Regions from separate parts of the Homo sapiens genome. Here region 1 is linked to region 2. Evidence: read pairs that join two places in POLR2A ChIA-PET (ENCODE). Cell type or tissue: PC-9. All regions are shown on one strand. Links, peaks and the distances in the headings refer to the core of each region. The heading gives the core; the rest is flanking DNA. Region 1 overlaps PRKCE (protein kinase C epsilon). Region 2 overlaps PRKCE (protein kinase C epsilon).

Region 1 (15,029 bases), core at 5,734-9,733, 87 kb before region 2:
AGAAGTCTGAAGCAGAAGGAACAGTAGAAGCAGCCCGGCACTGTCATTCTTTGATGTAATAAATTTCCTCCAGATATTCAAGTCTGTGCTTCTGCTTGACTGAGGATCATCTAGGAAATGAAACTAAACTTGGCTTCGACCTAGACCTTGTGTGACCTTGAGGTCATCACCCTCTCACAGGTGGGTGCTATGAGTTGAAGTGTGTCCCAGCAGAAAAAGACATTGAAATCTTAATCCCCCCGTACTTCAGAATGTGACCTTATTTGGAAGCAGGGTCTTTGCAGATGTAATCAAGTTAAGATGAAGTCACTGGGGTAGGCTCGGATCCAATATGACTGGTGTCCTTATAAGAAGGGGAAATTCAGATGCAGAGGCAGATGCAGGGAGAGGGCGGCCCCGTGAGGACAGACACAGAGATAGGAGCTGTGCTCCCGTAAACCAAGGAATGCCTGGGGCTCCCAGAAGCTGGCGGAAGCAAGGAAGGACCCTCCTTTAGATGCCTTGGAGGGAGTGTGGCCTTGCTAACACCTTGATTTTGGACTTCTGACCTTAACAACTTGGAAGGAAGGCATTTCCATTGTTTTAAGCCACCTGGTTAGTGGTTCCTTTTTGTGGCAGCCCTAGGAAACTAAGACAGTAGAGGAAGGAAGGACAAAGAAGGATTGTGTTGAAGATGAAGTAGAATATATTTATACCTAGAACAAGGCCAGGAACATAATAGGTGCTCAATGAACAGTATCTACTCTTGTCTCATTGGGTAGAAAACGGGCACATTTTATTTTTCTATGTGTGTGATGGGGTAGGGTTTGTTTTTTGTGTGTTTTTGGAAAAATTGGAAGTACTCAAAGGTTAAATTGGGATGCTACCTATCTATCTATTGATTGATCCACCTATCTATCTGTCTATCAAATTTGCAGTCACCCTAGAGAATCCTTTACTTACCTGTGCTGAAAAAAATGCTCCCATCAGTTACCCTATGATGAGGTCTCCAGCCCTTTCATCAGAAGACAGAGCTTTAAAATGCAGGTGGGTAACAGTGACCTGAAGACATACTAACAGGTAAATGATAGATCTCCAGATTCTTCTTTGAGGGCAGTTTTGATTTTGATACCAAGGTGGGAGAGCACAGAGCTTACCAAGGCAATAAAGGCCTGAAGTACAGAGGAGGGCACCCCACATGAGATAATGCAGTGAAGAAAACTTGTTTTGCCCACCTCCTAGGTTCACCCAGGCATGGCCCCAGATGGAAACAGAATTTTTCCTGGTGCTCCAGGCTGCTTCCCATTCCCATGTAAATTCTAGTCTGATAAAGCCTCACCTATTACACAGGTGTTTTAGAAAACATCTGGATTCTTAGAGACACCGACGAGTCTAGATTATTTTTTTCCTTCTTCTCTTAGTATCTGAAATTTAGGACTCACCGTCACAACACAAATACAAAGATGGGCCAGGCGCGGTGGCTCACACCTGTAATCTGAGAATTTTGGGAGGCTGAGGCGGATCACCTGACGTCAGGAGTTTGAGACCAGCCTGACCAACATGGTGAAACCTCTTCTCTACTCAAAATACAAAAATTAGCCGGACTTGGTGGCACGTGTCTGTAATCCTAGCTACTCAGGGGGCTGAGGCAGGAGAATCACTTGAACCTGGGAGGCAGAGGTTGCAGTGAGCTGAGATCGCACCACTGCACTCCAGCCTGGGTGACAGAGCGAGACTGTCTCAAAAAACAACGACAACAACAAAAAACAATACAAAGATGACTTATGCACTTGAAAATGGGAGTCCTCCGCTCAGATACAGATGTGGAAATCTACCTGGTTTTAGTAGCTGGTAAGGAGGCTTTAGTGTTGGGCAGCCCGGAATACTAGTCCCAGCTCTTGGGCAAGCTATTAGCCTTTCTGCACCTGTGAAATGGGGATGATCATGCCTACCCACTACAATCAGTTTTCATAGTGATGATCAGCTGAGAGAGCATCTGTAAACTGCCTAGTCTATTGTGTGTGTTATAGAAGGCGCTCGGTCAGCATGGTCAGTTTTACTTGCATGTGTTTATCCTGAGCGGTGGACTTTATGCCTCCTGAAGGCTGATTGTTGGGATTACTTCAAGCATCCAGTTCTGTACCTGGTTCCATAAACATTTGTTGAATAACTATTGATTGAGATTTAGTCACTGTTTTACCATAGTGATATCTAAATCACTATTATATAGTAGAACCCTTCTTTTTTTTCCCCCAAAATAAAGCTCTAGGGGTACCCCAGCATATAAAGTGAATCTAAGAAGAGCTTCTGCTATTGCAAGCAGGACACGAACCACCTCTCTTTTCCATTTCTTTCCTTCACTGTTCCTCAGACATACCCTACAAGGAGCCATTTGAACACCTTACTCTGGGAGTAGAAGGGCTAAAAGCTCTGCTAGAACTGAAGTTTGAAAAGAGTCATTCCACAGAAAGACTTCTGGGCTTAGTGTTCCGGAGATCAGCTGCTAAGGCCATAGCTAACAGCCTCGGCAGATAACAGCCTTTCCTATTATCAAGTTTTCTTGAGAAAGCCTTTTTTCCCCCCCCGTCAGGAAGTCAGTCCTTATTCCTAACTAAAAGTTGTAAAATTTAGCTGTCCTTAGTAAAGGTGGAACACATGGTCCTCAGCTTCTGTTTTATTTATTTTTTTTTTTTGTATTTCTGATGGCTGTTGTTATGTCACTCCTACCTGAGTTAGAGGCCACAGTGCTGTTTGCTTTCCTCCTATATTTTATTCTCTAGCCCTTAAAGGAATAATCAAAACTCCTTGGGCTGGGTGTGGTGGCTCACATCTGTATTCCTAGCACTTTGGGAGCCTGAGGCAGGAGGATCACTTGAGGCCAGGAGTTCAAGATCAGACTGGTCAACATAGTAAGACCCCCATCTCTAAAAATAATTTGAAAAATGTAGCCAGACATGGTGGCATGTACTTGTAGTCCCAGCTACTCGGGAGGCCAAAGTGGGAGGATTGTTTGAACCCCTAAGTTTGAGGCTGCAGTGAGCTGTGATCACAACACTGCACTCTAGCCTGGGTGACAGAGTGAGACCTTGTCTCTAAAAAAAAAAGAATAAAGAAAAGAAAAGAAAAAAAAAGGAAGCTCATTGACGGTAGAGGCACCTTTTTTTTGGAGTCTCCAGAGAACCTTGCACTTGAAGGACAAACATGGGCTCTCTGCATGGAACTGATTCTTCTTTGGATTTTCCTTTATTGTCCTAAATAGACATCATCATTTGTTCTTGTGAAGGTTCTTTCCTAGAACATTTCTTTTGTTTTGGTTTTTAAAAGACAATAATTGGGCTTCTGTCACATTCTTTGGAAAACTATCTTTAACTATGCAGCCTGTTCACTCATAACAAAAAAATTCCTATTCTCTCATCCATATGCTCACAGAAGATAAAGCTAAAATAGCTTGTTTTATATTACTGGTATTGAAATGACAAATATGTCTCCAAATAGCAAATGGGTAGAGTAATGCAGATTTAAATTTCACCTGGGTTAGGAGGCATTATTTCTGACAACACTGTTATTTCACCCATTCATCTATCCATTAACCAAACATTCATTGAGCATTTACTTAGTGCCAGGCCCAGAGACACATGGGCGATGCATAGCTGAATAGAAAAGGGTCAAGGAAGGCATGGCAGGGAGCAGCATATAGTGGAATTATTAGCATTTTACCTCCATTTACTCCTTTCATTGTTTTTAGGATTAAACACAGGAAAAAGAATCTATATGTGCTTCTTCAAGGTAGTATATCTCAAGGAAACTATTGGCTTAGTATGTTGGGGTTGGTTTTTCTGGTTTGTAGATTGTTCATTTTTCATTTCTTCTCTTGTCCCCTGAATATTCTGTACCTTCTGTGTCCCTCCCTCTATGTCCCTGTCCAGGGACTGGGCAATCAGAGAGGGACAGAGAAAGGGGTGAACCTGTAGCTTTGCTTTTTGTTAGCTACTCCAGGTAAAGACTAGTTCAGAACTCAAATCCTAAAGTGATTTTCCTGTATGAAATGTGACTTGGGAGTGTTGGGGGTTTCCTTAGCCCAGTGTTAAAGTGTCATGACATGGCCTTTGTTAGAAGAGTCACTGGATTCCTAATATTAACTCTGCCAGTTACTCTCTGGGTCCCTCCTCTACCTCATCTGAAAAGTGAGCATCGCCACGCCAGTCTTTTAGAAGTATTGTGAGGATGAAATGCCTGTATGCTGCTGGCACATGCAGGTGCCCAGCAAATGTCCATCTCTTCCTTCCCCCTCTAGTATTTCAAGGTGACAGGCAGCAGTTTTCACCTAAGTGTTATGCCTAAGAAATGATAATAACACTGTTCACTGCCATATTTTAAGTTTAACCCCTGTACTTATTAAAGGGCTATCAAATTTGGTTGAGGAAGACCAGGGGTCATGAGAATAGTCTTGACCTTGCCAACTGCTGTATAGTGTGATCTTAAGTAATTCTCAGCCCCTTTCCTTTGTCCCTCCCATCTTACCATCTATCAGGAGGGGAGCCTGAATGGTCCCCTCTTCCTTGCAGGGGAGCTGTGGGGCACAGATGAGATAAAGCAGGTGGAGTACTTCAAGAAGTTTAAAACTTACAAATGCCAGAGACTTACTATCATCACTATCATTTGGACATGGAATAATTCACTTTCAATTCCTTATTCAGTATCACTTTTGTGGGCATGTCTTTTACCACCATATTTCATGCATACATGTGCCCAGTTCTGTGGAGCTCGGTTCCGAGCAGCGCTAGGGGCCTGAACTATTGTTGCCCTCTTAGGACACAATTTTATGTGGGGAGAAGCAGCAGGCTTTATTTCACCTGCTTGAAACTCTAGTTGCGGAGAAATTTGGCTCAGACTTTCCAAAATAAACTCACCTTTGGGCTGAATCCAGGAGTGGAAAATTTTAGCTGAAAAGGATGGCTTGTCAGAAAACATAGGAGTGACTGCCAGTTGGGGGTATATGTACTCCAGAGGAGGCGGGGTGTAAACCCAGCTGTACCATTCCCTGCACCGCATGCTCCAACCAGACCAACCCAGCCCTCCGTGAGTAGAGGTTACAGGCTTATTGGAAGGAGGGAGGCATGACAAATCTTAAGGATTGTCTGTTTTTTTCCACTGTCAGATAAACCTCCACGCTTTGGCTTCTAGAGTGATGGGTGGGCTTGCTTTCCTTTTGTGGACTTGATGGCATTTGACTGTATAATTATTCTTCTCAGCTGAATATCCCTGAGTGTCCTTTGACATGATGGTGGTATAGGTAGCTTTACCAGGCATAATTTCTATAATCCATAGAGTGTCAAGAAGGTACTTATTTTCCTATCAAATGCTGCTGACCTGATTAAGCCTTCTGCCTGGCTTTGTAGCTGAAGATAATGAGTTTGTCCAGTGCAGTGGCTGTTGGGACCTGGGGTCTTTCTGAAGATGATTGTAACCTGGGTGTGGAGTGGGGCCTTTTGTCAGTTGCTTTAAGTTAGATATCTGCTTCGGAGCTCTGTGTCTGGCTCTGTTCCCCAGGTCATAGTAGCCAACAAAGGGACCTGGTCCCCTGCAGTTGGCCCTTGAATTTTTTCTATTGTTTGAGAACTAGAAATTATTTCTGCCAGAGATTTCACCTGAGAATACATCCAGGTGAGTTCTTGAGGTTAGGGTAGGATGAGAAGCAGTAGAAGCCCTGGGGGAAAAGAATTCTGAGTTGATGCTGGGGTAGGAATGCCACAGGACTGGCCAGGAGAATAGTTTCACAGCTGCTGTTGTAGTTGGCAAGAGAAAGAGGCTGTGAAATGAAATATTACACAGGATTGCCTTAGACACTCAATGGAAAACTTTTTTCCCTCCTTCCACCAGAGGAAATGAATGCATGCTGATGGTAATGAGAAAATGAGGCTCTGAAAGTGCCTGCTTTTCCTTCATTTTCATCTTTCCCTTCTTTTCTCTGAATCCTCCCTGCCCTTGTGTCAAGCTTCATTCCTGGTTCTCCCAGGTCGGAGGAACTTGAAGCAGTGTTTGTCAACCAGTCTTGACTGAGAGGTGTCTGAGAAGACTGGGCTCTACCCTTGCAGGAGTCAGATTGGGTTCCAGAATGATCTTTGCTCTTGTTTCTGCTTTGAATGAATGGTTTGCACATGTCTCAATCTCTGGCATCACATCCCAGCAGTATCTTCTCTCCTGTTTATCCTGAGGCAGGATTTTGTATTGGCCGCCTGATAGTTTGGCCCCCCACAATGAATTAAATTTCAGGAGCAGGAAAATGGGAACCCCTGTCTTCTGTGTGTAAGAGAATCTAAGAATACTGCATGTGACTCATGGTAAGAGATTTGATCATCAATAGCAAGAAATACCTTTCATTTGAACTGTGTCTTTTAGTTACCAGAGTCCTTTCTCATTCCTTATTCCTGTGAGAAGGCAACTGGGGCAGAGGGTGGTTAAGTGATTTGCTCAAGATCCCAAACAGAATAAGCAATGACAGACATGAACTGGTTTTGCTTTTCACAGGTCAGTGGAAATTGAGTCGATTTTCCACTTTGACTGGGGAACTAGCTCTCTCCCCAAAGATGGGGGTCTTGGCCAACTCTGGAATTCTGTGATTTTATGACTGTTATATTCCTCAGTCTAACAAATACCACATCTGAGTCTGCAAGAGCTGGTGTTTGATGATTGCAGTGGAAGTCCCTCGTGGATCGCAGTTCATTACTTCACAGGCAGATATTCCTCGGCTGGAGCATGTGTCCCAGAACTTACCAGGTCTGCTTGCAGCCCAGGCCTGTGCATCAGTCCCCATCTGTTAAATGTGGAGGCTGCTGCCTTTCTTCTGCTCATCAAGAGTGAGTCCTAGCCAAGATTGTAATTGTTACCAAACATCTGAATTCACTGGAGAGGCAGGAAGGGTGAGTGGATAATAACACCTTATATTCCCATAGAAAGCTTTGTACTTCCCAGAGCCATTTAAACATTGATTATCTCATTCTAACTTCAGAACAGCCTTTATTATCTTCATTTGACAGATGGGGGAGAAATGGAGGCACAAAGGATTTGTCACTTGGCCAAGGTCACAAAGCAGACTCGAAGCTGGTCCTGTGACTTGCTCTTGCCCCTGTGCTTGTCCTTTTGGGAGAGGCTTTATCTGTTCATGGAAGTCAAGGATGTTTCCTTCAAATATTTTCCCCTCAGCCCCTGCTTTTGAGGATCTGCACTGGGGGAGGGAGAACATTTCTTCTGTGGCTTCTCATGTCTGTGGGACACACAGTTCGTGACGAATATGAAATAAAATGGAAATAGCTCCTGCATCCTCCCACACAGACGAGCTGAGAGTCTGCCTCTGATGTGAGAGCCAGCATGGAAGGAGCGATGGCTCTGACTGTCCCCTTCTCCTTAGTTCCCAACTGCCAAGCCAGGAATCAGACCTGGGAGTGCAGGCATGAAGCTCCAGTTAGGCAGGCCCCAGCCTTCCTGCAGCATGACTTATGTCTGGTACCCCTGCGGGTTGCATTCCTGCTACTTCTCATAAGGTAGACACAAATTGGAGGCCTCCTCGATGGCAGGCAGTGCATGAGGAATGCTGGGATGCTGCAGGGTGCTGCACATGTTTCCTGCCTTCGGTGAGCTCCTGATCTACTACCAAAGTCCGCCTCTGTCACTCCTCCCTACGCATCATAGGTTGGACTCGAGAGCCTGCAGATTTCCTTTAATGTCTTCCTGGGCAGAGCAAGTTGCTAAGCTGGGGCTCCAGTCCACAATCATCAAGTGCCACAGAACAAAGCTGTGAGGTCAGTTGTAGCAGAGATGGCTTATGTGTCCACCAAAGCCTACATCGTGGGAAAACAGCTAGACTACACCTCTCATTCCCTTATGACCAGGTGATATGGCTTGGCTGTGTCCCCACCCAAATCTCATCTTGAATTCCCACATGTTGTGGGAAGAACCTGGTGGGAGGTAATTGAATCATGGGGCCAGGTCTTTCCCACGCTGTTCTCATGATAGTGAATAAGCCTCATGAGATCTGATGGTTTTATAAGGGGGAGTTTCCCTGCACAAGCTCTCTCTCTTTGACTGCTGTTGTCCATGTAAGATGTGACTTGCTCCTCCTTGCCTTCCACCATGATGGTGAGGCCTCCCCAGCCACGTGGAACTGTAAGTCCATTAAACCTCTTTCTTTTGTTAATTGCCCAGCCTCGGGTATGTCTTTATCAGTAGTGTGAAAACGGACTAATACACCAGGTATGGCCAGGTGTGGTCCTGTGGCTCAATTCTGGCCAGTGGAATGTGGGTGAAAGGAGTAAGTGCTTCTTCTAGGCCAGCCCACAAAAACCTCCTGGGTCAGTGTCCCAGGTGCCTTCTCCCTCTGTTGGCTTAGAGCAGCCAGTCATAGTGGTCTTGGGGGCCATGTGTTGAAGGTGGCAGAGTCAGAAGAGGGAAGGAGCCTGACTCTCCAAATCCCTGCTTGGAAGAGAGCCACTCCTGTGTGGATAGTAGCACACAGTTTCACCTTGAATGGCAGTGAGCCACTATTTGGGGATTTACCTGTTACTCTAATATACCAGTTTGAGGGACAAAGACAATGGCTTGAGTCAGGATCATGGATTCAGTCTGGATGAGACAAGTGGGATTTGTGGAACTTACTGGCGCTGCTGCTCACACCTGGAGCTGCCTCTGGGTGTGAAAGAGTAGGAGGTGAAGACCCCCAATTCCCTTCTGGAAGAGGTTAGTAGGGCCTACCAGAGCTTGGTGGCAGGTGCTGGTCAGGAGCACCCTGGGCTGGGGCCAGCATACCGGGCAGACCCAGCCAGGCCAAGGTGGCAGCTGCTCCAACCAGGCCAAGACCCATGCACTGGGTTCTCAGCCTTCCTGGGTCAAGGCCAGAGGGCTGGTGTGATGGAAGATGCCCCAGTTCTGGCAGATCTTGGCTCTTGCTTCATGCCCTATATCAGCCAGCTATTTGACCTTGGACAAGGCCCTTCTCTGGCCCTTGGCATGATTCCTTTCATTTGCAGCAGCTGGGTGTGGACTAGATGATCATGGATGTCTATGAATGTGAATTTTGAAAGCTTTAGTACAGACTATGCTCTAGGAGTTTTTAGAGTTCCTGGGCCACCCCATCCCCATTCTGGATTCCAAGGCTATGGTTCTGCCTTAGTGTGACTGCTGCAGCATGTTGTCAAACAGCACTTTGACTTTCCCTGTGACCCTAAGTCAGGGACTTCCAGATCTAAACTCTTTCAAACTCTTTTGAATAAAATGGAAGGCATCTCATCTCCAGTCCCCATCTCTATTCACCTGGATATTGTGACATCTCCCACTGGGAGAGATGTCTCCTGTCTCCCCTGTGACCATGTATCTTTTTTTTTGTTTGTTTGAGACAGTCTCACTCTGTCACCCAGGCTGGAGTGCAGTGGCATGATCTCAGCTCACTGCAACCTCCACCTCCCAGGTTCAAGTGATTCTCATGCCTCAGCCTCCTGGGTAGCTGGGATTACAGGCACATGCCACCACGCCTGGCTAATTTTTGTATTATTTAGTAGAGATGGGGTTTCACCATGTTGGCCAGACTGGTCTCGAACCCCTGACCTCAAGTGATCCGGAAAGTTCTGGGATTACAGGCTTAGGCTACTGCGCCTGGCCCATTTATCTTATTTAATTAACACGTCCATAGCACTGGCTAGGTGCTGGGCACCGTTCTTGGACTTTTCTGTGTATTAACTCACTTAACCCCTGTAACAACCTGATGATGTAGGTACTATCACTATCCTCATATGACGGGTAAGAACACTGAGGCCCAGCCTGAGAGATTAAGGAACACATCCCCAGTTTTTCAGCAGTAAAGCAAGAGGCCAAGCTGGGATTTGAACCCAAATAGTCTGGCTTCAAAGTCCATACCCTTGCCCACTGAGGTACACAGCCTCTTGTAAGTACTCCTTGAAAGTCCATACATCCTCCAGAGTCTCTAATATGTCCTCCTGAGAGCTTTGCTCTCCTGCTTCTGAATCTCAGTCCTAGATGGTCTGGTCTCAGTGGAACCCTGGAGTGTTTTTTAGCTCTATTTTCTTCTGTATATTTTCCTGCATGTTTTTCTCTTTGTGAAGCCTGTCCATAGATTAATGATTCCATTGCCAGGCCCCAGGCCAGGATTCCCAGTCCCAAGAAGTGGCAGGAGAAGGCTCTGGACATTGCGGCTCCAGCATGGCCCAGAGTATGCCCAGGGCTTGGGGACTGGCTGTCACAGGGATTTACGGCTGTTACTAACTGACATCTTGTTTTTGCCAGGGCCAATCAGAGATGCTCAGGCCTGACTGATATACCATTGTTTGCCACCCTGATGTTTCTGGAGCTGAGGCCTGCAGACCCTCACCCCTAAAGGATCGGGGTGTTTTACTGCCTGGCAGGCCAGATGACACAACCTGACTTGTCTAGAGGCTGAACCAGGGGTGCTGGGAGAGAGGGGGGACCTTGCCTTCTCTCGCTTAACATGGGGTGGGAAAAATCCAGCCAGGCAAAAACATATTCCATCTGATCTCTCACTATTCTAAGTATTCAGTCTTTTTTCAGGTTGCTGCCCCCTCCCTGTCCCCTGTCCCCCTCCCTGTGGTTTTTGTGCTTTTAGATTGAAGGGAGCGCAGCTCAGAGCACGAACTTTGCAGTCCCAAAGATTAACGTGCAACTCAACCACTTACTTACTCTATGTGCAGCCACAGGCAAGGTACTTATCCCCTTTGTGCCTCAGTTTCCTTAGCTATAAAGCAGGGAGAAAAAAGAGTGCCTACCTCACAGAATTATTGTGAGGACCAGAGTAATAGACAACAGCTGCAAGGTACTTTCCACAGTGCTGGGCATATAACAAACAAGAGATCATGGACATCATGACCAAGAGCGAGGACTCAGGCCAGACTGCCTGGCTGCAAATCACAGCTCTGCTACCTATGACCTGGGTGACCTGGAGTAAGTCACTTAATGTCTCTGTGTCTCAATTGCCTCATCTGTAAAATGGGGATAATGAAAGTCCTTATTTCACAAGATCATTGCAATGATTAAATGAATTAGCATTTGTAAAGCACTTAGCGTGCCTGGTGCCTAGCAAATATTCAGTACTTGTTAAATTAACTATATAAGTGTTCAAGACATGTTGGCTATTACTTCTATTATGTTTCCATTATTGTTATTATTTATGTAATTTTTTGAGACGAGTCTTGCTCTGTCACCAGGCTGGAGTGCAATGGCATGATCTTGGCTCACTGCAACCTCTGCCTCTCTGGTTCAAGCAATTCTGCCTCAGCCTCCCGACTAGCTGAGATTACAGTCATGCGCGACCATGCCCAGCTAATTTTTCTATTTTTAGTAGAGATGGGGTTTCACTATGTCGGTCAGGATGGTCTTGATCTCCTGACCTCATGATCTGCATGCCTTGGCCTCCCAAAGTGCTGGGATTACAGGCATGAGCCAACACGCCCGGCCTCCATTATTATTAGTAACTTTATATTATGTCCTATAAAGGAGGCAGGACAAATACTCCTATTTCACTCTGCAGATGAAAGGTTATGTGACGGGGGCAGATCCTCAGTTTAGCCCCCACTGTTACTTGAGTAAAGAATTACATCTTCTCCACACTGTCTGTGTGCCCTCAGGTGTTCCTGTTGACAGTTGACCTCTTGCCACTCTACGGCCTGTCCTTTTTTTTTTTTTTTTTTTTTTTTTTTGAGACAGAGTTTTGCTCTTGTTCCCCAGGCTGGAGTGCAGTGGTGCAATCTCGGCTTACTGCAACCTCCACCTCCCAGGTTCAAGAGATTCTCCTGCCTCATCCTCCCGAGTAGCTGCGATTACAGGCATGCACCACCACGCCCAGCTACAGCTAATTTTTTGTAGTTTTAGTAGAGACGAGGGTTCCCCATATTGGCCAGGCTGGTCTCGAACTTCTGACCTCAAGTGATTTACCCCACCTTGGCCTTCCAAAGTGCTGGGATTACAGGCATGAGTCACTGCGCCCGGCCTGTCCTGTCTTTTTGACACCCAAATCTGATCATGCTATTCCCCCTGCTTAAAGCCCCTGATGGGAAGCCTGTACTGTTGGTGGCCTCCAGGAACGTCTCTCCTCCTTGGCAAGGCCCATGAAGCTCTGGACCAATTGGCCCTGGCTGGTCCCACTGACAGTTGCATTCCCTCTATGATCTGCTACACCTCTGGGGCCTGGACAGGCCATTCCCTTTGCCTGGAAGGGCCTTTTGCCTTTTTTCCATCCAGCTCAAGTGTCAGCTCCTCCCTGTACCTACAGGCAGAGTCTGGCTCCCTCCTCTGGGCTTCCATCTGCTTGGCTCCAGTGTTCTATTGCATGGTTCTCATTTGTTTAGGAGATGTTCAACTCCTCCAGCACACTTCCCTGTCCTTGGAGGGCGGGGACCATGTGTCATTTATCTTCGTATTCGCCCCATACTTCTACCTCTTTGAGGCTGAAAGTATACCTGGCATATGTTAAATGCTCAGAGATTGTGACTAGATGAATAATAATGATAATTACGACACTGTCGCCTTGCATCTGTAATGCGCATCATGATTCAAAAGCTCTCACACCTTTGTGTTTTCATCTTGGTCCCAGTCTGGTGCTGACTTGCAGTGCTGTCCTCCATAAGCTAGCTTATCTCCCTGGGCCTCAGTTTCTTTCCCTGTAAATGATCTGTAGTCGCTGTCACCTCGAGGCTCTTATAAAGGTGAAGTGGATGCTTATTTAAGAATGTGTTTGGAATCAAGTTCTAGACATACAGAGGCTGTCATTGTTTTTGCTCATCTTGCCCTTGGACTCCGCAGCTGATCACCTTGCCAGATGGGAAGAGCCACAGGAGAGCATATGCCTGAGGGTGGCTAATAATGTGTATTTTTCTTTGCCCTACATATTTGTGTGATGCCTGATGGTAATGGATAGCTGTAAAGACTCATTATGTCCTGTGTAGCTGCAGGGGTATGCATCTTCCTTCTGTGTTACTGATTGGGAGGCTGAGCCCACAGAGAACCATCCAGGGCACACAGGCAAACCCTGCTGTAAGAAACTCAGTATATGAACATCCGGACCAACAAAAAAGTGGATGGTATTAAAGCAATTTTAAAAAATCATTCTTCATTTGAAGAAGGGATCCACTGGCATTTCTTTAAATAGGAAACCATGGCTGTTTTTAGGTTGAGGAGTTAAAACCTACCTAATAATGAATGTGATGGGCCAAGAAGGGGGAAGGCAGAAAAGCCTAAAGATGTGGTATTAGTTTCCACTCATGGTAAATGAGAAGTGAAGATAAAACACCCCTGAAAAAGTGCATCTCTCTAGAAATAGATCTGGATTTGCAGGCATTCCATTTATGGGCACCTGTTTCAGAAGTAGGTCTGTGGTTATAACAGAGAGATACCCATAACAATCTTCATTTACACAAAGGACTTTTATTCTATAAAGCATTGGTTTGCAAACTTTTGCATTTCTTGAGACAGTAAAATGTCTCTTCCTTCAACCCCCACACCTCCAAAAGGGAAGGGCATTGACATAAAGTTATGTTCTTTTAATTTTACCAAGTAAGAATTTGAGCAATACATTTACTGTCATAATTATTTCATGAACAGAGCATTTTACTTCAATAATTAAATAAGCATTTTTTGAGATCCAGTAGCCCCAAACACTGTGCTAAGTAGTGGCTGTTTAATGGCAGACACGATAGGCATGGCCCCTGCTCTGATGGGACTTAGAGTCGGATGGAGGAGGGGCATGAAACAAGCCAATACATAAGAACACATAGAAAGGGTACTCTGAAGAGAGACACAGAGCTAAGATCAAGGTGAGGGGAGATGGCTTGCCTTTTGGTGGCATGGTCAGGGAAGGACTGTCCTACAAAGATGCAATAAACAGGGACAATGACATTGAGACACAAAGGGAGAGAAGGAGCTGAGTAAGGAAAGGGAAATAAGTGTTCCAGGAAGAGGAAACTGCACTTGCAGAGGCCATGAGGTGGGAAAAGAACTTGATGTGCTCAAGGTCAAAAAGCAGGACAGACACATCTCAGGATACAGAATGGCTCTTTAAATGAAACACATTCAGCTTTATGAAAACTTATGACAGTGAGTGTCTTTCTGTCTTGCTTTCTGCTTTCTTTCCTTGCTTTCCTCCTTCCTTATCTGGCTGTGGCCTCGTGAAAGGTCCTCTTGGCCCAGCACTACAATCCTGTTAAAGAGGTCCTGTGTGGGGAGTATAGACCGTGTGCTGAGGGGAATGGGGAGCTGGAGGTGTAACTCACTGGGTGTCTTCCCTGACTCAGGGGATGATGAGCCTTGAGCCTGTCCAGCCTGTCCTGAAATCTCCTTAGCATTCTTGGAGTCTAATGTCTGTATCCCTCGGAACCAAGGTGGACCTGAGGCATTGGCCACTGGCCTGAGAGTATTAGTCACTTTCATGAATGTGGGTAAGCTGGTTGCAGCCTCATGGTTTGGGTTTTTGGACAAGCAGACAACCACAAGGTGTTTCACCTCTTGGCCTTCAGGTTTCCGGCATCTGCAGGTTCCTCCTTAGGATTTGTTGTTTTCCCTGAAACAGGCTGGAGTTGTTCCCTGGCAGAAAATAAGACTGGGCTGCACAAAGCTTTTCCACAGGCAGGCAGGCAACTCGGAGCTGTGGGTTGAATGCATAACTCATTCACTCACTTACCAAATATTTCTTGAGTGCCAACTGTGTGCAACCGTGTGCATGACGCTGTGCAGCGCACCGCAGGAAGCAGAGGAGTGCCCACCACGAGATGCTCCTGGTCCACACAATGGCATCTTTTGCCTCAAACTCTCCCTATGTATATTGATCTTGTCACCTCTGCTAGGCTTAAGCTCCTTGTGGGAGGAAGCTTCTTGTCTCCTTCTGTTTTGACCCCTTGACACCCCTGATAGGTGCTAGTGAATCTTGAATTATGTCTCTGACTTTTGCAGTCTCAGGGAACTCAGAGTCCTTAAAGATACGGTTGGGTTTTCTTCTTTGACCAATTTTGGCTTCTCCTGTTGGAGGAAATCCCTCC
Region 2 (15,029 bases), core at 5,310-9,309:
CTTTATAATATATTTGGGTTCCATATAAGATTTCATCTGGAGAGGGGAAAGATATTGAAAACGACAAGGCTTACCGTATCAACAGAAGAGACCTGACAACTTGGCTCAGGGTTCGCGATACAGGTATTAACCATCCCATGGATTTTTGCATCTAAAGAAAGTGTCTGGGTAGTGGGATGTATGACCTCAAGGGATGAAGTTCTCAGCAAGGAATTGCAGGCCTGGAGATCCTGTGCAGGGGAGTGATATGTAACCAGCGGCCCATCCAGAGCATTGCGATCCTGCCAGCCACAGAGGCTTCTCACTGCTCTCCCTTTGTCTTAGCTGTCTCTCATGTTAGGTTTTCAATGAAAGCTTGGAGTACCCTGTGTGTGCCTAGAAACCCTGAAGGTCAGGATCGTTCAATAATATTCTCCCCCATTTCAGGCCTCACCGTGTTCTGACTCTGAGAGGGACAGGATTTCTTCCTGGTCAAGCCGAAACTTTTCCTGCCAAAGTGTCTCCTACTGAAGTCTGTGGCTACTTGGGATTCTCAGGGCATGGGTTGTTCTGGGTGACTGCAATTTCCAAATAGCTAAAGGCGTATTCCTTAAACTACACTTACCTTTTATTATTACTATTTTGGATGGAAGTCATCACCCCTATTTCAGCTTTCATAAAATGGTTATAATGAACATAATTTAACTCATCCTTGGTGACTCTGGGCTTTTCTTAGGAGCATCGGTAATGTTGCTATGCAGTGGCACGTTGATGTTCACAGAGCCATTCTGGATACATCAAGGTGTTTGTCCCTTCATTAGAGAATCCTGACTCCAGTGTTTTTACGTGCAGTGTCTACTTACTTCAGTTTTTCTGTGTCTTCTCTATCAGCACTCACTTCTCATTGCAATCAGGGGGCCTGCTTCTACACAGCCTCTCTCATCCTTTCTACCTACCCCTCCATTGCCTCTAATTTACTTGATTCTGATCAGCTGTTGGTTTAGAAACCAGATAAGTGATCTTGTTTCAACAGTGCATGAAATGAAACAAGCTTTTCATGAGGACCAGAGGGACACTCCGTCTGAAAGGGATGTATGTGGACATTATAACATCAAATCTAATTCTCTATTCAGATGCCTTTATTACTTACTTTCTGTCTAAAGTAGGCAAAGTAGTGCTATTCTCGGGATTTTTAGGTCTGAAGAAATATATGAAGATACATTTCCTGATTCTTTAGCTTCATATGTTTAAGGATAGGTCAATCAGAGAAGGGCATTGACTTACACCATTGGTCCTCAACTCTGGCTGAATATTCAAATAATATTCAAATACCAGAACCTAGTCCTACCCCAGACCAATTAAATCAGAATCTTTGGAGATGTGTCCCATGCATTTTAATAACTCTCCTTGGGATTCTAATGTGCAAGCAAGGTGGAGAACCACCCACTTAGACCCTCGCAAAACCACCGCACTGAAGACTTGTGTCTTTTAAGACAGATGACAGGTTCTTGGTGGGGGAAGGTGGCTCATGCCTATAATCCCAGCACTTTGGGACGCTGAAGCAGGAGGATTGCTTGAGGACAGGAGTTCAAGACCAGCCTGGACAACATAGCAAGATCCCATGTCTACAAAAGAAAAGGTGCCTCTGGATTTTGTATAATAATGTGATAACTCAGAAATTTGTGTACAGAGACCATAAGATTGACCATATTATTTAATACATTTATTAAAATACTGTTCACAGTTCATGCATTTATTGCATGTCTTCTTTCACTGTGCTAATGTGTATGTTTGACAAAAGCCTAGGACCATAGTGAGACCTTGGCTCTACAAAAATTTTTTAAATCATATGGGCATGTAACTCATCACTGTAACTCCAGTGGAGCATAGCTCCTGCCTGTGGTCCTAGCTACTCAGGAAGCTGAGGCAGGAGGATTGTTTGAGCCTAGTAGTTCAAAGCTGCAGTGAGCTAATGATCATGCCACTGCACTCCAGCCTGGGCAACAGAGTGAGACTGTCTCTCTGGTTGGGGGAAAGGGGGGAAAGACAGGGATTCTCAACCCTCAGCCCTGGCTGTCCTTAAGAACCATCTGGAAGAGCTAGGAATCATTTGAAAATACCCCTGCCACCCATTTTTAATGAGCAGTCAGGGCTGAGAATCACAACTTTAAGATATTTTGCCTGTAATTAATATTTATATTTTAAATCTACATTTTCTGAGAAGCTCGGAATTTTAAAAAATGTATTAGTATCTTTCTGAAGATAATGAAAACTTGTGTCTTTAGATTAGCTTTACATATCTGACACCTAAATGGTAGTGTTCATTCATATTGATAGGATAATGAAGGAAAGAAGAGCTTTGATCAAACGCCTGGGACACCAAAGATTTATCTCTGGTCCCAAGAGTGGAAATCTCGAGAGTGGCCCTGAATTACAGAGCTGGCAGGAGCTCACAAGTGGTTTGTGGAAAGATCAGCTCTTTTGTGATGGCTCTTGGGACAGACAGTTCCTGTGTAGCCAGCTCTTCAGTATTGTCTACCGTGCATTTTGTAGTTGCAAAAATGCACATATGCATAAATGAGAGCATCCTTCAGCCTTTGGATGAAATGTGCAGCTGAATGAGGAATGCTGAAGAGATCATCAATGCCACCAAATCCTCCAGTGTTGTATGAAAGCATCAGTTTCAACCGAGATTCAGGGGAAAAGATAATATGAAAATGTGTCGAGGGTGGCAGCACGTGGGAAAACTTGCAGGATGCGCTGAGAAAAACACACACGTGTGTTCCAGTCTCACTGATTTGGAGCCTCAAATCTGCTAATAGGGCCTGTGATATTTTTAGCCTTGTTATCAGAGCGTAGAGCAAGTTTTCAAGGCTTGTAGGATGTATCTATTAAAATAACCTATGTGACTGAGTGGCTGCTCTCTATAACATTTTTGTTCCACTGAAATACAATGAGAGGAAATGGGGCTGCAGGAAATGGCCATTCTGTCAGAGGACCCAAAGCACACAGGGCCAGTCCAGTATTTACACACATTCTGGCCATTGTGCTTGCAACCTTGGGTAACCCTTCACGTTTTTCTTCTCCTTTTTCATCTTCTTCAGATTTTGAAGGTTATTCGGCTTGAGAAGGGATGTACTATGCTCTGGGAAATTGATTTGTGAATACACTTTGTATCTGTTTCTGCACAATCCTTGGAAGTTTTCAAGGCTGTTGATTCTCTAACAAGTAGCTGACAGTATGAACTTCTGGTCCTGATGATGGTGCTGGTGGTGGTAAGCGGGGAATGTGGTGGCACAACTATCAGACACCTGAGGCCCGTACCTGATTAAGGACCTCTAGAAAGGCGTGTAGGCCTCCCACAGAGGCCAGGCCAGCGTCTCCAGACCTTTGAAAAGGGAACAGAGCAGGCATGTGTTCCAGCCCCTCCACCTCCGCACAAACGTCTGCAGTCTACAGCCAGCTCACTTTGGTGAAGAAGGGAAGGTTTTGTGTAGAGGTCTCTGAATTGGCTGGTAGAGGTGCCTCTGACTGGTCACGGGGCTTGGGGACTAGGGATAGTTTCTGTGCCCTGCTGAACCTCCTCATTCCCACCTAATCAGCCCCTTTAAGTCCTTTTTACATATTGAGCTTTCTGGTAAAGAGGTTCCTGCTGTCCAAAGATTGAAACCAACTAAAAATAACAGAACGCGAGAGATGGAAAAGACTGTAAGGCAAGCTCTCTGGCTTTCAGTGGGGAAAGCTATAGTGAGCACGTGGGGGTCCTGGTCCAGAGTCCCTTTACCCATGGAGCCCCAAGAGCAGGCCCTACACCCGCTGGGCCTTGCCCCCTTCTAGTTTCAGGCTACCCTGTGGGCCAGCAGGCTCAGCATTACACTGTATTTGTATAATTCCCTATGTCCTTTCCTTCCATATCCTCTTTCTTTTAGTTCTTTTCTTTCTTTTAGTTCTTTCTTGAAGAATGGGGTCAATTGATTGATCTTGAGTAAACAAATAGTAGCCTGAGTGAATACCTGCAGAATTAAATTCTGATAGCTTATTTCACTCTAGAATCTTTATGGGTAGCTGCGCAAAGTGGTGTACTTTCCTTAAAGACAGCCTTTCCTTGATGCTGGGTTAATGCGCTCCTCTCTGCCCTTGCTGGTGCTAAAGGGTCACTGAGGCTCAGATGCTCACTGCCATCTGTAACTCCAGTGGAGCATAATGGTCAGGAGCACGGGCTTTGACCCCAGCTCTCTCAATGAGAATCCCGGTTCAAATACATTTGACCCACAGGACCTCTCTGGGTCTCAGTTTTCTTATCCCTGGAATGAGGATAATGGCACCTGTTCCACGGGGTATTTGTAAATGACCACATGCCTGTAGTGCTTAGTTGACACACAGTGTTTTAGTCCATTTAGTGTTACTCTAACAGAATAGCTAAGGCTGGATAATTTATAAGGAAAAGAGCCTTGCTTAGTTCATGGTTCTGCAGGATGGCAAGCTCCAGAAGCCTGGTGCTGGCATCTGCTTGGCATCTGGTGAGGGCTTTCGTGCTGTGTCACAACATGGCAGAAGGGCAAAGGGGAAGTGGTGCAAAGAGGCCAAACCTGAGGGGTGTCCTGGCTTTTAACAACCCAGTCTCACCAGAAGTAATCCAGTCTCCCCAGAGCAAGAACTCACTACCATGAGAATGGCACCAAGCCATTCATGAGAGATCCATCCCCATAACCCAGACACCTCTCATGAGGCCCCACCTCCCAACACCACCACACTTGGGATCACATTTCAACATGAGTTTTGGCGGGGACAACTCAAATCATAGCATACGATGAGTGCTCAGTAAATGCTAAGCTATTGTCAGTGGTCACTTTCCATCCCTACCCCAAACACAAAGCTAGAGAAGGGTGCCCTTCCCACCCTTTCCCTTCTATCAGCTTGTTCTGGTGGCTCTAACACGCAGGAGAGATGCTGGCCGAGGGTGGCTTCTGCTGCCTGGTGCTCAAGTTCCTGTCCCACTTTTACTGCTCACTAACTGTGTGACTCTGGATAATCTACGTAGCCTCTCTGTGCCTGGGTTTCCTGCCTTGAAAGATGGGGTTAAGGAGAGTTTCTTTCTTCAAGGACTGGTTGTAGGATTAAATGAGATAATGCTTATTGTAAAAGTGCATCCATTTTGTCGTGAGCACTGATAAATGGTAGGTGGTATAATTAATTAATTTTTTTTGTTGAGACAGAGTCTTGCTCCATCACCCAGGCTGGAGTACAGTGGCACGATCTCGGCTCACTGCAACCTCTGTCTCCCGGGTTCAGGTGATTCTCCTGCCTTAGCCTCCAGAGTAGCTGGGATTACAGGCACCCGCCACCACTTCTGGCTAATTTTTGTATTTTTAGTAGAGACGGGGTTTCACCATGTTGGCCAGGATGGTCTCAAACTCCTGACCTCAGGTGATCTGCCCGCCTTGGCCTCCCAAAGAGCTGGGATTACAGGCGTGAGCCACCCTACCCAGCCTAATTAATTTATTTGCCCTTCCTTGTTCCAGAATAGATTTAAGCAGGGCAGAGAAGAGGTGTTGAGTAAACAAAATGTCCTGGAAAGCTCTTTGCTGACTGAGAGAGAGCTGCAGAGGAGCCTTCCTATTTGTTGAATTTGGGCGAATGGGGAAAATGCAAAGCTCCCAATCCCCCAATTTCTCCATCTGTTTCCTGGGCTGCTGCTCTTCTTTCTCGCTTGTTCTCTTTCTTCTTCTGCTCTTGTGTGTTCCATGTTTGGTTAGACACTTCGGGGGAGGGAGGCAAGCTGAGAGGGGAAGAAAGAAGAAAAAATTATACCCAGACTCCCCCAAATCCTGCTCTTTGGAAACCCTGAGAGCTGACAGGTGTTCTATCTCGTTTGTCTGCAATGAAGATTACTGATGAATCCAAGCTGCAGGTTGTTTTTCTCTAGCAATGGTAAAGTATGTGTCCAAAAGCAACTCCAGACGGTGGCCTCAGCTTACTGATTTTCTCTCTGATGCTCTGGCCTTTGAGTTCTGTGTGAGCATATGTTGGGCAGTTAGCCAATTCCAGGTGTAGAGTTTTGTTTTCACAGCCATGATCAAGGCCAAACACCATACTTTGATCGAGGCCATCAGGAACCATCAAAAACAGCAACAATTGTTTAAATTTCCCCCTAGATATGTTTGGAACTGGGATCCGGGCTAAACCTGTGCTGGTGCTTGTCAAGGACAAGGACAGGGTCTCACACTGACTGGTGAACAGCCCTGTTACATAGCCAGGAACAAAGGACTCTGAGTCATGAGTGTTCACATTTTTTTTTTCTTGCTTGGTTCGGATTGGTTCTAGTTATTGGGATATTAACAGAAATGAAAAGGTTTAGATAAAATCCACAGCAATCCCACATCTCCATGCCTGAATCCCAGAGAGTATGATTCGGATTAGCCCTAAAACCTTGCCTTATTATCGTGGGGCAGCCGCCCTGGGACCCCAGCTAGAGAAGCAGGGAGACGCAGATGTTTCAGCTTGTTGCAAATGGAATTGTTGACCAGTCAATGCAGAACTCTTCCTCAGGAGTGTGGCATCATTGATTTATGAATTATGGCCCTTTTAAACTCTCTGCTTGCCTTCTCGGATATCGACGTTTTAAAAAGCGATTGCTCATGTGGATCCTTTTCAGAAACACATACACATGGCCCGAGATGAGCTCTTATGTCAGAGTAAATGGAGTGGCGCACTCTGGGCTGGCGTTTCCTTCGAATAATGAATTATTCAGGGAGGGATTTTTGTTTTTGAAAATGGCAAATGCATTGACGGGGCAGACAGGAAGGAATTACACTCTGGGCTGAGTACTTTCTTATCTTTCAAGGGAGGGGTTAACCAGCCTGGATGAAGCAGGGTGCCAATTCGTTCTCATTCCTGCGGTATTCTAGCACGGACCCTGATGCACGGCTTTCTGTGGTTTCAAGCGCCTGGGGAGGAACCTGGGCAAGGCTGTGGCAAGGAATCTCAGGAAGGGCATGGATCTCGCCTGACAGCCCCGTCTCTGGAGGGAGATGTGTGACAGTCTCTGACCACTCACTGCTTTTTCATTTTCCTTCTGAACATCTCTGACTTCCTTTCTTCCTCTCCCACTCCCAAGGTTGGACTGTTCGAATACAAGCCTCCTCCACTTCTAATTACTTGAAGTATTCATCAAAATGATAGACATCCTTTATTGATCACCTATAGAATCCTATGGGGGAGGGACAATTATTGCCCTACCCCCCCCCCCATCCACCATTTCTTTTTTTCTTAACGGGAGAAGAAACTGAACCTCAAACAAGTAGAAATGTCAAGATCACAGAGCTAATGAGAGCAGAGTGATTCAGACTCCGCTTCTGCTGTTGTTGGTTTGTTGCTGTTGTTTTCCACTCTTTCCTTTCATCTTTGTGCCACCCAGCCCTGTCTGTTCGAGGTACATGACCCCACCTTCTGAGGAGGTGAGGCCAGCACCTCTTCTCCTTCTTGAGGTCCCCCACGGGGGTTTCCAGAGACTGCAGCATCCATGCTGATGAGCCAGCCAGGGCCCCAGCCTCACAGTTTCTGGTCTTCCTTGGCATGGGCGTGTCGTGGAGTGACCAGACCTTCCACCTAGAGCTTTGACCCTGCCCTCAACTCTCCCACCACCCCGCACCACCACATCCATGCTCTGCTCTCCCTCAAACCTGAACCACTTGAACATTATTGTTATTATTTTTTTTGAGATGGAGTGTTGCTCTTGTCACCCAGGCTGGAGTGCAGTGGCGTGATCTCAGCTCACTGCAACCTCCGCCTCCCGGGTTCAAGTGATTCTCCTGCCTCAGCCTCCCGAGTAGCTGGGATTACAGGTGCCCACCACCACGCCTGGCTAATTTTGTATTTTTTTAGTAGAGATGGGGTTTCATCATGTTGGCCAGGCTGGTCTCGAACTCCTGACCTCAGGTGATCCACCCTCCTCAGCCTTCCAAAATGCTGGGATTACAGATGTGAGCCACTGCGCCCGGCCTGAACATTTTTAATTGCCCAGTCTATTCTGCTGCTCTCCATACTGGATTCTCCACCTGGCCTGAAGGTCATAGTCAGCTTCTTCAAACCACACAAACTGGCTCTGTGGGCCCTGGTTCCGTCAGCAGGGTGCTTCCTGGGATTGGCCACTATGTTCTTTGCCCCTTCTCATGTCACTGTCTGCTGGTCCTGCTCAGGTGGCCAGGAGCAGAGCAGAGCTCGGCAATGCTGTGAGACCCCCCGCAGAGTTGTCTTCTGCAGGTTTGCACAGCTTTTAGCATGACCTCCACTCCACCCAGGCTTGACAGCGCTTTTTCAAATTTCAAGCATTCAGAAAAGTTGAAAAGAATAGAAAATAAACACAGCTCATTATTTCTAAGCAATACTCCCATCCTCCATCTCCCTTCACTCTAAGCTTCTTTGCATTTCTTTGAAAGCAGTTGTTCTTCACACCTCTGTGCCTTTGCTCATGCTGTTCCTTCAGTGTAGAATGCCCTTCCCTGCTCTACTTGCTGAACTCCAGCTAATTCTTTGATGTCTTCTCCAGGTTCTCCATTCCCATGCCTGCCCCAGTTAGTTGTCTTATTCTAGGCTGACAAAATGTCCAGGTGTCGTTTGTATAACGTAGTAATTGATGATAGACTCTAGAGCCAGGCTGCCTGGCTTCAAACCCCAGCTCTCTCACTAGCTGTAAGAAACCTTGGACTGTTACTGAACCCTTTATGCATTAATTTTCTCATGTGTCAACCGAAGATAATAATAATTTCTACTTCTTAGGGATGTAATGAGCACTAAATGAATTAATATACATTATGAGAACAATGCTTGGTGTATGGGTGCCACATAATACAAGCATTGGCTGCTATTATATCTCTTATGATGATTTCACTGAAATTATCACTAAAATTGAACTTCTTGAGAGGTGGCACTGTCTTATCTTGACTTGGGCAATCTGCTTCCAGGCCAATTAACTTAACCTCTCTGACTTCACCTTCTCCACCTGCAAAATGGGGTTGATATGATATACTGGGTACCTGGGGGGATGAAATGAGTAAATACAGGTATGTCATTGTGGTCAAACAAGGGTGAGCCATCATTCTTAGCTATTGTGCATTTTTCCCAGAGCCCAGGTCAAGACTTGCAGAGCTAGAAAAGACTTCACAGGTCACGAGGTTTTACTTTTTGTTTTGTAGAGATGGGGGTCTCACTATGTTACCCAGACTGCTCATGAACTCCTGGCCTCAAGTGATCCTCGCGCCTCAGCGTCCCAGAGTGCTAAGAGTATAGGCACGAACCACCATGTCCAGCCACCTTGAGGATTTTTGTTTTTTAATGTTATAGATAAAGAGCTCAGAACAGTTAAGACATCATTGAGGGTTACGTAACTCCATTTACTATTTATTTGAGACACAATGGTACAAGAGGGTGAATCCCTAGGAGTGTCAGTGTTTCAGACAAAGCAGCTTTGGGAAGAGGGAGAATAATGCTTGCTGTCTAGCGTTTGATGTTTTCACAGATTGCCTGTGACCGCCTGTATGTAACAGGTATAGTATCATTAGCTTGTTGTCCATGTGGGGAGACTGCACCCAAACCCATTCTGGTGACATCACACAGTTGGAAGGCCACTTTACTCATTCTGCCTCATGGCTTAGCTTTCATAGAACAAAACCCCTACCAGAAATAAGCTGCAGGGTGAAGGGGAGGGAGGGAGCCACGCATGTCCTTGTCCTTACTAGGGTTTCTCAGCTCTCCACGACTGCGGTAACCACACACCCTGGTTTGCCCAGAACAATCTCAGTTTACACCTGTGGACCCAGTTCCATGGTGCACCACATACCTGTTCACTTGCAGAAGTGCCTTTTACAGTGCTGGGGAGCCACATCTTATGTTTTGCTTTTTTAACCTGCCAGCAGGCTTCTTGCACGCACCAGGCTGAGGCCGTTGTTCTCCTTAATTAATTCGCTCTGCAAGCCAGCCAACCCCACTGAAGCTCTGGGAGAAGGACAAGGAACATTTAAACTGACCTGTCTTTGGTTGGGGCGGTCTCTGCTGTTGGGGCAACAGCACTACGCAGAGGATGGCTGGAGTCCACATGCTCAGGAAGGACTGCATTGCACTTCATAGTTTTGTTTTCTTCCCAGCCCCATCTTTTTCAATTGGGACTACCGTGGTAGCTTTGGCGCTTGGCGCTTTCAGCATAGGTACTGCTATTCTTACAAGTGCTCTACCTCAGTAAAGGTTGAGGGGATCCAGGCCTTCTCATGGAACTCTGGTATTTAGCTGGATTGTAGCTGGAAGGAGAATGCACATTGCCAACATAACAAAACAGGCGCTGGGCTTACTGAGTTCCTTCGCCAAAACCCAGGAATGTAGACTTGTTCTCATTTCCTCATTTTATACTCCTGTGAGGAATTCTTGGGGCTGCATAAAGTGATTAACCCAGGAGCCAGCTCCTTGGCGTGTCGGGTAGAGAGGCCAGGCTTAATGAGTGTACTTTCTCCTGCCTTGATCTCAAGGAGCTCAGCAAAGTCGTTTGTGCAAATAAAGTATACAGTGGAAACCACTGTTTACTCCATTGGATTAGGCTAAACCAGATTGTAAAAGGCAGATGGGAAAAATAAAAAATAAATAGTTCTAAAATAAAAAAGGAATTTATATATGTGGAGCATATAAGCTAGGTTTTATTATGTCTATTTTAGAGATATAGAAACTGAGGCTCCCAAGAGTTAAGAGTAGCAGAGCTGTGGTTTGGATTTGGAAGCCCAAGCTCTCCCCACCAAAACACGTTGCCTCCTCCTTTGCCTCACATACATGCCTGCCCCCGACTTTTGTGGGACCTCCTGTAGGCGCTAAGGGAGAGCCATATACAATGTGTCCAAATATTGAAACATTAGATGTCAAACATAAAGACTGTTAAGATGTGTTCCAGCCTCCCAGCTTGACAAATATACCTTCAGAATGACAAAATTTAAAAAGTGTAAAGCCAGAGTTTTATATGATTGAAAGCAAAATATCAAGTTCAAGTTGCATATTTAATGGGAATATTTTTCTTGCTAATTTTCATTGTTTTGATCAGTAATTATTTCCTAAGTCTTTATTAAATCGAGAATTTATAATATCGTTTCAAAGTGTATATGGGCCATGCTCAACAGAAGTGGCTTTTTTTTTTTTACCTGTTTTCAGTGTTTTTAAAATTTAAAAAACTATATTTTATATTGTATTTCTTATTATTATGGGCACATAATTGGTGTTTTCTGTTTTTTAAAATGTGAGCATTGGCCGGGCACGGTGGCTCACGCCTATAATCCCAGCACTTTGGGAGGCTGAGGTGGGCAGATCACAAGGTCAGGAGATCAAGACCATCCTGGCTAACATGGTGAAACCCCGTCTCTACTAAAAATACAAAAATTAGCCGGGCATGGTGGTGGGCTCCTGTAGTCCCAGCTACTCAGGAGGCTGAGGCAAGAGAATGGCGTGAACCAGGGAGGCGGAGCTTGCAGTAACCTGAGATCGTGCCACGGCACTCCAGCCTGGGCAACAGAGTGGGACTCCGTTTCAAAAAAAAAAAAAGAAAAAAGTGAGCATTTTCATTCATTATTGATGTTCTATTATTTATTCTTTTCAGCTCCTTTTTTCTGAGCTCCACTTTTCTATTTCAATCATAATCCCAATTTATACTCATTTTCAGTGATCTAAAGAATTACACAAGGAAATTTAATTATATTCAAAGTGTATAAAAATTGAGTATATATTTAGTAAATAGATAAATTGTAGTAAATATAAAAGTTAAAATATTTGGTCAGGTTTGGTGGCATGTGCCTGTAGTCCTAGCTACTCAGGAGGCTGAGTGGGGAAGATTGCTTAAGCCCAGGAGTTGGAGGCTGTTGTGCACGATGATCATGACTGTGAATAACCACTGCACTCTAGCCTGGGCAACGTAGCAAGACCCTGTCTCTAAAAGAAAAGAATATTTTTTAAAAAATTAAAATTATTTCAATGTTTTCAAAAAAAGATTGTCTTCCAAATATTCAAAATTAAAAGGCACATGTCAGTATAATTAGTGCATACTCAAAATCTGATACTTTTTAAAGCATGGGGCTCAGGGCAGGCTCCTGTTGTCCCTAGTCTGCGGATGGCACTGCTCACACATTTAATTTGTACAAGGAGAAGATTCCATTTCTTCTTGCTGAGATGATGTCAGAAGTAGTTACCAGAATCAGGACCCAGTCTAGGGTCAGGGTTTTCCAGCAGAGGCAGGATCAGGAATTGCAGTCATGTCACCAGGCTGCAGCTTAATGAGGTGTAGGTTAAGCTCCTAGCATCTGAATGTCTGGACTTCTTGTCCACAAGACAAAGAAAGCCTGGATTTGAGACTGTTTCCATGGTGGGTCCTGGGGAGGAGGAAGGCTGATATGTGGGTAGTCACCTCCAGGCTGGTCAAGTGGGGAGAGATTTTCCCCCTAGTTCTCTAGTTTGTATAATGCTGGGTAGATGAAAATATAGTTGCAGGGTAGGGTAGTGGTGGCGCAGGAGTGCCCAGCGGCTGGATACTTGATAGTGTGTTAAAGCAAAGGCATGGAGCAGTATGCTAAACTCTGCACAGTCAGGCTACAAGGTTGCTGGGTCAGCTGGGGGTCAGGGTGTTTTCACAAAATAAGAAAGGACTGAACGGGAAAGGCTGTTCAGTATAAGTCACCTTGAGAGCATGGGGAGTCACACTGCCCAGGCAGCAGCCCTTCCATAAAGCCTCATGCTGGGGGGTCTGACTCGAGAGAGCAATCAGGTTGCCTATGTCATTGGTCAGGCTTCTGGGCCAGGGCTGGAGTGGCTGGAGCCCAGGTAGACCTGTGGCACCTGGCAGGTGCCAAGGGCAGTTTTAGTCAGCAGTTGGCTACAGGCTCTTGCCAATAGGCAATGAGAGGCCTGTCTAGACTGGGGTTTGAGGGCAGCCTTCACTCCTTACTCCTAGAAGGAGTAAGTTCTGGAGAGAAGGACAAGGGAGAGCCACAGTCTTGGCAGAACTGGGCTGCTGGGCAAGGGGTCAAGTCCATGCCTTAAGCCCCACAAGGAGTTTCAACCTATGGGGTTCAAGGCAGAAGAACAAAATAAAACTTCCGCCATTAAAATTGGAGAAGGAACTTGGGGGTAGAACTAACAGTAGAGCTGGCTTCCTTCGGCCCGTAAATCTTCACTAATTATCTCCTATGCACCATGCACTGTGCTAGGCACTGACATACATGTATGCATGAGCCATGGTTCCAGGTCCTCCCAGAGCCGGGGATTATAATCCACTCTATGAGAGAGGCAGAAGAGCAGATCATTACAATACCTGGAAACTAACGCAGTCATAGAGAAATGCAGCAGTTGCCTGGGAAAGATTCCTCAACAAGTCTCAGAAGATGGGTAAGAATTAGTGGGGGGAAGGGCATTCCAGGCAGGGGGAACAGCATAAGTGAAAGCAGAGAGGTGGTGGCAGCACTGGAGTGTTCTCGGGTGTATAGGCAGTTGAGTGGGCCAAGTTTTCAGCAGGGTGGTGAGAGATGTGTTGAGAAGAGTTAGCCACATGTGGGGACTGATGGCCGCGCTCAGGAGATCTTCCTTTGATCTCATGGGGTACCATAGAAGAGTGTTAAGCTGACCAGTGGCCAGGAAAATTTGAATTTTAGGAAGACATTTGGTATTTTTAGTGCCTTATTAGAGGTTGGATTTAAAAATGAATTTTCAGGGATGAATGTGAAGGGGAGAAGGCCAGAGGAGGGAATCCATTTAGATTGCTGTTCTGGAATTTCAGGCCAAGGGTTGCAAAAACGGGGACTGGGGCTGTGCTCATTGGAACAGGAAGGGGAGCAGTGGAGAAGGGGGTAAATCCCACAGGACTCAGTCATCAGTGAGTGCTGAGGGTGAGGGTGAGGGAGAGGGAGGAGGCGGGAATGCTGCCCAGGTTTCCAGCTCAGGTGATATGTCCTAAACTCTGCACAGTCAGGCTTCAAGATGCTGGGAATTTAGGATGAGGTGCTGGGAAGGAAGATGGGGAGTGCAGTTTGAGAGCCAGCTAGAGAGGAGGCTGAGGAAGGCCGTTGGGCAGAGCCAGGGTGGGAGACTGTGGGAAAGGAAATGCAGCCCCAGAAAGGACGTTCTTCCCTGGTGTGTCCTGGCTGTCCATGGGACAGGTTGCCAAACCTGAAGCAGGCTGCTGTGGGTGTGGCCTGAGGATGCTCCAGAGACCCAAGTCAGAAGTTTCAATGTTGTGCTGATCCTAGCCTTGCTGCTGGGGTCAATTTTGCACTTCTCCTTTCCTTTTCTACAAAATGGGGATAATAATACTTAACATCTAGGCTGCGGTTTGAAAGCAATACTAGGCCAGGCCCAGTGGCTCATGCCTGTAATTCTAGCACTTTAGGAAGGCCAAGGCGAGAGGATCACTTGAGACCAGGAGTTCAAGAACAACCTGGGCAACATAACAAGACCCTATCTTAAAAAAAAAAAAAAAAAAAACACCCAAAAACTTAGCAGGGTGTGGGCATGGTGGTACATGCCTGTAGTCTCAGCTGCTTGGAAGGGTGAGGCAGGAGTTGAAGCTCAGGAGTAGAAGGCTGCAGTGAGCTATGATCACACTCCAGCCTGGGTGACAGAGTGAGACCCTATCATTCCTTCATACATGAGTAAATAAATAAGCAAATAAATAAAGTATGCATTTGGTTAAATCTTACATTTTTCCAACTTTCAATTTCTAAGAATTCCAAATACATCTGGCAAAGGTAGGCTATTATATTTTATATTGGTCCCTTTTTTTTCTTTATTAATGATGCATAAAGGTCCATCTTAAAGTGATAGTATCTTAGATAAGATGATCTACTGTAATTGATGTGAATGTGTTTTGAAAACCTCAACGGAGTAGACTATTATAAAGCCTTTCACAGCCTGCCTCACACTGATGAGGCTCTGTCTTCTGGTGTAATCTTCACAACAACAAATACATTAAAATGTATTAAAGTACACTATTAAAAGCAAATGGAGTAAGCCCTCCAGGGAAGTCAGTCACTTTAGAA

The links. ChIA-PET counts read pairs that join two places held together with the same protein. Peaks named below come from ENCODE experiments on the same cell type or tissue, not always from the same donor. Only the 100,000 strongest peaks of a DNase experiment are listed, where the experiment ranks them.
Region 1: POLR2A ChIA-PET joins it to region 2 with 7 read pairs; 2 of 35 experiments call an interaction of 5 or more read pairs at or near these places.

Annotation. Positions count from the first base shown.
Region 1 is chr2:45,700,466-45,715,494 of GRCh38, forward strand. All of the region lies in intron 1 of PRKCE (protein kinase C epsilon), which reads left to right. It also overlaps the pseudogene TRQ-TTG5-1. Among named protein-coding and RNA genes, the nearest start is that of PRKCE-AS1, 32 kb to the left of the region's middle. RefSeq lists an enhancer at 1-42. In PC-9, for the core only: no CTCF peak of the experiment used is centred there; a DNase peak (open chromatin) is centred at 8,226; H3K27ac peaks cover 616 bases.
Region 2 is chr2:45,787,629-45,802,657 of GRCh38, forward strand. The region is part of intron 1 of PRKCE (protein kinase C epsilon); the gene reads left to right. Among named protein-coding and RNA genes, the nearest start is that of PRKCE-AS1, 120 kb to the left of the region's middle. In PC-9, for the core only: no CTCF peak of the experiment used is centred there; no DNase peak of the experiment used is centred there.